Regions from separate parts of the Homo sapiens genome. Here region 2 is linked to region 1. Evidence: read pairs that join two places in POLR2A ChIA-PET (ENCODE). Cell type or tissue: MCF 10A. All regions are shown on one strand.

Region 1 (4,000 bases):
AAATGCTGGGATTATAGGTGTGAGCTACCGTGCCTGGCCTAATTTTATTTTTTTGAGACAAGTTCTTGCTCTGTCACCCTGGCTGGAGTGCAGTGGTGCTATCTCGGCTCACTGCAACCTCCACCTTCCAGGCTCAAGTGCTCCTCCCATCTCAGCCTCCAGAGTAGCTAGGACCACAGGCACATGCCACCATGCCTGGCTAATTTTTATATTTTTTTTGTAGAGTTGGGGTTTCACCATGTTGCCCACGCTGGTCTTGAACTCCTGGACTTGAGTGATCCATCCACCTTAGCCTCCCAAAATGCTGGGATTACAGGTATGAGCTACTGCTCCTGGCCTACTTATTTATTCATTTTAAAAATTGTTTTATCAACTCCCAAGCACTTAGACTCCAAAGTCTTAACTCATTCCAGCATTAACTCAAAAGTCCCCCAGCCTGACCAACATGGTGAAAACCTGTCTCTACTAAAAATACAAAAATTAGCCGGGCTTGGTGGCACGCGCTTGTAATCCCAGCTACTCAGGAGACTGAGGCAGGAGAATTGCTTGAACCCGGGAGGCAGAGGTTGCAGTGAGCCAAGATCGAGCCACTGCACTCCAGCCTGGGTGACAGAGCAAAAATCCTACTCAAAAAAAAAAAAAAAAAAAAAGTCTCAAGTCCAAAGTCTTAGCTAGAGATGAGTCCCTTCCACCTAGGAGCCTGTAAAATCAAAAAGAAATTATTTACCTCCAAGATACAGTGGGGGTATAGGCATTGAGTAAACATTATCATTTCAAAAGGGAGAATTTGGCCAAAAGAAAGGGGCTACAGGCCCCATGCAAGTCCAAAATCCAGAAGCCATTCATTAAATCTTTTTTTTTTTTTTTTTTTTTGAGATGGAGTCTCATTCTGTCACCCAGACTGGAGTGCAGTGGTGAGATCTTGGCTCACTGTAACCTCCGCCTCCCAGGTTCAAACCATTCTCCTGCCTCAGCCTCCCAAGTAGCTGGGACTACAGGCATGTGCCACCATGCCCAGCTAATTTTTTTTTTTTTTTTTTTTGAGATGGCATTTTGCTCTTGTCGCCTAGGCTGGAGTGCAATGGTGGGATCTCGGGTCACTGCAACCTCCTCCTCCCAGGTTCAAGCAATTCTCCTGCCTCAGCCTCCTGAGTAGCTGGGATTACAGGTGCCCACGACCACGCCCAGCTAATTTTTTGTGTATTTTTAGTAGAGACAGTGTTTCACCATGTTGGTCAGGCTGGCCTCGAACTCCTGACCTCAGGTGATCCACCTGCCTTGGCATCCCAAAGTGCTGGGATTACAGGCATGAGCCATCGCATCTTGCCTAATTTTTGCATTTTTAGTAGAGATGGGGTTTCACCATGTTGGCCAGGCTGATCTTGAACTCCTGACCTCAGGTGATCTGCCCACCTCAGCCTCCCAAAGTCCTGGTGTTAGATATGAGTCCTAAATTTCTCTTCAAAGAGTCAATATGTCAGTATGTTCCATTCTTTGCCTTCTACTTTTAAACTTAACTTCCTCATAAAGCAACCTTTTTCCATCACCTGCTCCACCCTGACTCATTCCGATTACCTGCTCCACCCTGACTCATTTCAATTACCTGCTCCGCCCTGACTCATTCTCCACCCTGACTCATTCCATAACCATTTTTCCTGCCAAACCACTTACCTCATCACTCTCTTTAAATTAGCCAATCAGAATTAGTTTAGCCTGTGCAGTCTAACCCTAGCCAATAGGGGAACAACACAGCAGCAGGAGAAATTCTTCCCCTCCCTTGCCCAGGTTTGCACTCACCATTGCTCCATCTGTGAGGGCGCACCCTTCTATAGAAGTAAATTGCCTTGCTGAGACGAAAAAAAGAAAATTTTATATTCAAGTGCTATTTCTTTTGCTGCACCAAAACTTTATAACACTGGGATTACAGGCATGAGCCACTGCGCCCAGCCCATTCATTAAATCTTAATGCTCCAAAACAATCTTCTTTGACTCCATATCCTGCATTCAAGGCACACTGGTGGGAAGGGTGGGTTCCCAAGGCCTTGGGCAGCTCTGCCCCTGTGACTTTTCCATGCTGAAATTGCAAGCCATTGGTGGCTCTAACATTCCTGGGTCTGGAGGATGGCAGCCTCCTTCCAACAGCTCCACCAGGCAGTGCCCCACTGGGGACTCTGTGTGTGGGGTCTAACTCCACATTTCCCCTTGGCACTGCCCTAGTAGAGATTCTCTGTGAGGGCAGTGCTACAGCAGCAGGCTTCTGCCCAGACACCCAGGCTTTCCTCATACATCCTCTGAAATCTAGGCGGAGGCTGCCAAGCCTTCACTTTTGGACTCTGTGCACCCACAGGATTAACATAATATGGAAGCTGCCAAGGCTTACCACTTGCATTCTCCAAAGTGAGACTGCAAAGTGGCAGCAGCTTGAGCTATACTTGGGCCCCTTTGAGCCCTGGCTGGAGCTGGAGTGGTCAGGATGTGGGAAGCAGTGTCCTGAGGGTGTGCAGGGCAGCAGGGCCCTAGGCCTGGCCCATGAAATCATTCTTCCCCACTAGGCCTCAGGGCCTGTGATGGGAGGGGCTGCCACAAAGGTCTCTGAAATGCCTTCAAGACCTTTTCCCCATTGTCTTGGTTATTAGCATTTGGCTCCCTTTTAGCTATGCAAATATCTCTAGCAAGTCGTTGTGCCACAGCCTGCTTGAATTCTCTCCTTGAAAATGGGCTTTACTTTTCTACCACATGGCCAGGTTGTAAAATTTCCAAACTTACACATTCTGCTTCCCTTTTAAATATAACTTCTGCCCAGGCATGGTGGCTCATGCCTATAATCCCAGCACTTTGGGAAGCTGAGGCAGGTGAACTGTCTGAGGTCAGGAGCTCAAGACCAGACAGACCAACATGGTGAAACCCTGTCTCTACTAAAAATACAAAAAAATTAGCCAGGTGTGGTGGTGCATGCCTGTGATCCCAGCTACTCGGGAGGCTGAGGCAGGAGAGCTGCTTGAACCTGGGAGGTGGATGTTGCAGTGAGCTGAGACTGCACCATTGCACTCCAACCTGGGCAACAAGAGTGAAACTCCATCTCAAAAACAAACAAATAAATGAATAAACAAAAAATATACATATGTTCCAACTTTAAGTCATTTCTTTGCTCCCACAGCTGAGTATAGGTTGTTAGAAGCAGCCAGGCCATATTCTGAGTGCTTTGCTGCTTAGTAATTTCTTCTGCAATACCCTAAATCAAACTTCCACAGATCCCTATGGCATGAACACAATGCAGCCAAGCTCTTTGCTAAGGCATAACATGCGTTACTTTTGCTCCAGTTACCAATAAGTTCCTCATTTCCATCTGAGACTTTGGCAGCCTGGACTTCATTGTCCATATCACTATCAGCATTTTGGTCACAGCCATTTAACCAGTCTCTAAGAAGTTCCAAACTTTCCCTCATTTTCCTGTCTTCTTCCAAACTCTCCAAACTCTTTTTTTTTTTTGAGACGGAGTCCCACTCTGTTGCCAGGCTGGAGTGCAGTGGCACAATGTTGGCTCACTACAACCTCCACCTCCCGTGTTCAAGTGATTCTCCTGCTTCAGCCTCCTGATTAGCTTGGAGTACAGGCACGTGCCACCATGACTGGCTAATTTTTGTATTTTTAGTTAGAGACAGGGTTTCACCATATTGGCCAGGCTGGTCTTGAATTCCCAACCTCAGATGATCTGCTCACCTCAGCCTCTGAAAGTGCTGGGATTACAGGTGTGAGCCACCATGCCCAGCCTGAGCCCTCCAAACTCTTCCAAACTCTACCTGTTACCCAGTTCCAAAGTCACTTCTACACTTTCAGGTATCTTTATAGTAATGCCCCAATCCTTGCTATCAATTTTCTGTATTAGGCCGTTCTTGCATTGCTATATTAAAAAAAATACCTGAGACTGGGTAATTTATAAAGAGAAGAAGTTTAACTGGCTCACAGTTCTGCAGGCTTTATAGGAAGCATGGTGCTGGCA
Region 2 (4,000 bases), 140 kb before region 1:
ATGAACCATATTTAAGAAGTCCTTGAGGCCAGGTGCAGTGGCTCACACCTGTAATCCCAGCACTTTTGGAGGCCGAGGCATGTTGCAGGAAGTCAGGGACTCCAAACGGAGGGACCGGCTGAAGCCATGGCAGAAGAACGTGGATTGTGAAGATTTCATGGACGTTTATTAGTTCCCCAAATTAATACTTTTATAATTTCCTGTGCCTGTCTTTACTTAATCTCTTAATCCTGTCATCTCGCAAGCCGAGGAGGATGTATGTCACCTCAGGACCCTGTGATAATTGCATTAACTGCACAAATTGTAGAGCATGTGTGTTTGAACAATATGAAATCTGGGCACCTTGAAAAAAGAACAGGATAACAGCAATGTTTAGGAAACAAGAGAGATAACCTTAAACTCTGACCGCTGGTGAGCCGGGCGGAACAGAGCCATATTTCTCTTCTTTCAAAAGCAAATGGGAGAAATATCGCTGAATTCTTTTTCTCAGCAAGGAACATCCCTGGGAAAGAGAATACGCGCTTGGGGGTGGGTCTCTGAACTGGCCCCCCTGGGCATGGCCGTCTTCTATGGTCGAGGCTGTAGGGATGAAATAGACCCCAGTCTCCCATAGCGCTCCCAGGCTTATTAGGAAGAGGAAATTCCCGCCTAATAAATTTTGGTCAGACCAGTTGCTCTCAAAACCCTGTCTCCTGATAAGATGTTATCAATGACAATGGTGCCCAAAACTTCATTAGCAATTTTAATTTCGCCCCGGTCCTGCAGTCCTGTGATCTCGCCCTGCCTCCATTTGCCTTGTGATATTCTATTACCTTGTGAAATACGTGATCTCTGTGACCCACACCTATTCGCACACTCCGTCCCCTTTTGAAAGTCCCTAATAAAAACTTGCTGGTTTTGCGGCTTGTGGGGCATCACGGAACCTACCAACATGTGATGTCTCCCCCGGATGCCCAGCTTTAAAATTTCTCTCTTTTGTACTCTGTCCCTTTATTTCTCAAGCCGGCCAACGCTTAGGGAAAATAGAAAAGAACCTACGTGACTATCGGGGCAGGTTTCCTGATATCGGCAGGTGGATCACTTGAGGCCAGGAGTTCGAGACCAGCCTGGTCAGTATGGTGAAACCCTGTTTCTACTAAAAATAAAAAAATTAGGCCGGGCACGGTGGCTCACGCCTGTAATCCCAGCACTTTGGGAGGCCAAGGCGGGTGGATCACCTGAGGTCAGGAGTTCAAGACCAGGCTGACCAACATGGAGAAACCCCATCTCTACTAAAAATACAAAAATTAGCTGGGCGTGGTGGCACATGCTTGTAATCCCAGCTACTCAGGAGGCTGAGGCAGGAGAATCGCTTGAACCCAGGAGGCGGAGGTTGCAGTGAGCCAAGATCGCACCATTGCACTCCAGTCTGGGCGACAAGAGCGAAACTCCATCTCTAAATAAATAAATAAATAAATATTAGCCTGGTGGTGCATACCTGTAATCCCAGCTACTCAAGAGGTTGAGGCACAAGAATCGCTTGAACCTAGGAGGCAGAGGTTGCAGTGAGCTGAGATTGCGTCACTGCACTCCAGCCTAGGCAATAGAGTGAGAGACTGTCTCAAAAACAAAAAAAGTTATTGAGCTTCAAGTCAGTGACAAGTAAAAAATGAAAAGAAAAAAAAAAGTCCTAGTCTGAGCAGGGATAGGCATACTAAATTTCTGCATCCCATTTTTTGTGGGGGTTTTTTTGTTGTTTGTTTGTTTGTTTGTTTGTTTTTGAGACAGTTTCACTCTTGTCACCCAGGCTGGAGGGCACTGGTGAGATCTCGGCTCAATGCAACCTCCACCTCCCAGTTCAAGCAATTCTCCTGCCTCAGTCTCCTGAGTAGCTGGGATTGCAGGCGCCCGCCACCACGCCTGGCTAATTTTTGTATTTTTAGTAGAGATGGGGTTTCACCAGGTTGGCCAGGCTAGTCTTGAACTCCTGACCTCAGGTGATCTGCCCACTTTGGCCTCCCAAAGTGCTGGGATTATAGGCGTGAGCCACCAAGCCTGGCCTAGGTTTTTGTTTTTTTGTCTTTTTGAGACAGGGTTTCGCTCTGTTGCTCAGGCTGGAGTGCAGCAGCATGATCATGGCTCACTGCAGCCTTGACCTCCTGGGCGCACGTGATCCTCCTACCTCAGCCTCCTGAGTTGCTGAGACTACAGGTGCAAACTACCACACTTGGCTAATTTTTTTAAATTTTTTTTGTAGAGACGAGGTCTTGCCATGTTGCCCAGGCTTGTCTCAAACTTCTGGGCTCAAATGATCCACCTGCCTCAGCCTCCCAAGTAGCTGGGACTCCAGGCATGTGCCACCATGCCTGGCTAGTTTTTCTTTTAATGTAACAATTAAATGGAAATACACATCTGAAAACAGTTGGGGCATTATGGGTTTGGGAGCACCCAGGGGAATGAAGACAGGCCTGTACATTGGGTGATCAGATACACTTCTGCCAAGTTTGGAAGGTGTCTTATGCCCTCTTGCAAGCTGGCATCTAGTCTGATGGGTTCCCCTACAAGGCATAGTAACTCACTCTCTTTTTCATGTTTAGGGTGTCAGCCTGACCATGGCGCGGGAGCGTGGGCAGCTTGTGTTCCTTGAGGGACTCAAGTCTGCAGTGGACGTCGTCTTCCAGGCTCAAAAGGAGCCACACCCCCTGCAGTTTCTCAGGTCAGTCAGCCTACAGCCCAGCCCGGAAGCAACACGTGGCAGGTGGGCCCAGGCAGGGTTCCTGGTTGCTGTGTGATTCCTTCTTATTGTGCAGGAGGATGGAACTGGCTTCAGGAGTCAGACACTTCATCTGGTGTTGCAGCATCATCAAATGCTGGCTCTTATCATGGGGCTGAGGGTGGACATTTGTCCCAAAAGCTATAGAGAGGATCATTTGCTGGAAGGATGGCAGAACTATATGCTTTGCTGTGTTTTCCAGCCCTGGCTTAGAGCCCTAGTATACACCTGTGCTCTGCAACAGTGGAGACTGCAATGGCAAACTATGGGCTATGGGTCAGCTGCCTGTTTTTGTAAATACATTTGTTTTGTTTGTTTTGTTTCATATTTTTTAAACTGTTTGTCTTTTTTAAAATTCCTTTTTTTTGTTGTTGTTGTTGTTGAGATGGAGTCTCGCTCTGTCACCCAGGCTGGAGTGCAGTAGCGTGATCTCGGCTCACTGCAAGCTCTGCCTCCCAGGTTCACGCCATTCTCCTGCCTCAGCCTCTCTGAGTAGCTGGGACTACAGGCGCCCGCCACCATGCCCGGCTAATTTTTTGTATTTTTAGTAGAGACGGGGTTTCACCATGGTCTCGATCTCCTGACCTCGTGATCCGCCCGCCTCGGCCTCCCAAAGTGCTGGGATTACAAGAGTGAGCCACCGCGCCCGGCCAAAATTCCTTTTTTTAAATTTATTTTTTGTAAGTAAAATTTTATTGGAATACAGCCACGTTCATTTGTTTGCATGTTGTCCTTGGCTGTTTTTGCACTACAGCAACAAATAGAGTTGAGTAGTTGGGACAGAGACCATATGACCTGCAAGCCTAAAATATTTACTTTTCAGACATTTAAGAAAAAATTTTTCCCCTGGTTTGGTATTCAACATCACAGGCCTGAGACTGGTTTTCCTGCTTTTCCTCCTTTCTGAACATTGGCCACAAACATAGCTCTGTGAAGACTCCCCGCTTGGCTGCTGTTCTTCGTCCACTACAAAGTGGTCCACACAGGAACTTCCCCCACTGCCTTATCTCTCAGACACACACACCCTTATGCAGTGGGTGTGAGGCCATGTTTCCTGACCCTGTGTGTGACTTCACACACATCCCTTAGCATCTCTGACTTGGGGTTTCCTCATTTGAAGGCAGGGGCTGGTTATACCTCATCCCAAGGTATGGGGAGATGTCTTCATTGTTAGTGAAGATAACCCAATGCCAGGGGCTCATCCCTGGAGCATAAGGCAGTAGGCCAGTTGCCCTGGGCCCTGGGCTC

The links. Peaks named below come from ENCODE experiments on the same cell type or tissue, not always from the same donor. Only the 100,000 strongest peaks of a DNase experiment are listed, where the experiment ranks them.
Region 2: POLR2A ChIA-PET joins it to region 1 with 5 read pairs; 4 of 35 experiments call an interaction of 5 or more read pairs at or near these places.

Annotation. Positions count from the first base shown.
Region 1 is chr3:47,358,031-47,362,030 of GRCh38, reverse strand. No RefSeq gene overlaps it. Among named protein-coding and RNA genes, the nearest start is that of PTPN23, 21 kb to the left of the region's middle. In MCF 10A, no CTCF peak of the experiment used is centred here; a DNase peak (open chromatin) is centred at 1,620.
Region 2 is chr3:47,503,025-47,507,024 of GRCh38, reverse strand. ELP6 (elongator acetyltransferase complex subunit 6) reads left to right here. Exons shown (of 7, transcript NM_001031703.3): 4 at 2,577-2,695. Among named protein-coding and RNA genes, the nearest start is that of ELP6, 8.7 kb to the left of the region's middle. RefSeq lists an enhancer at 1,605-2,498. In MCF 10A, no CTCF peak of the experiment used is centred here; no DNase peak of the experiment used is centred here.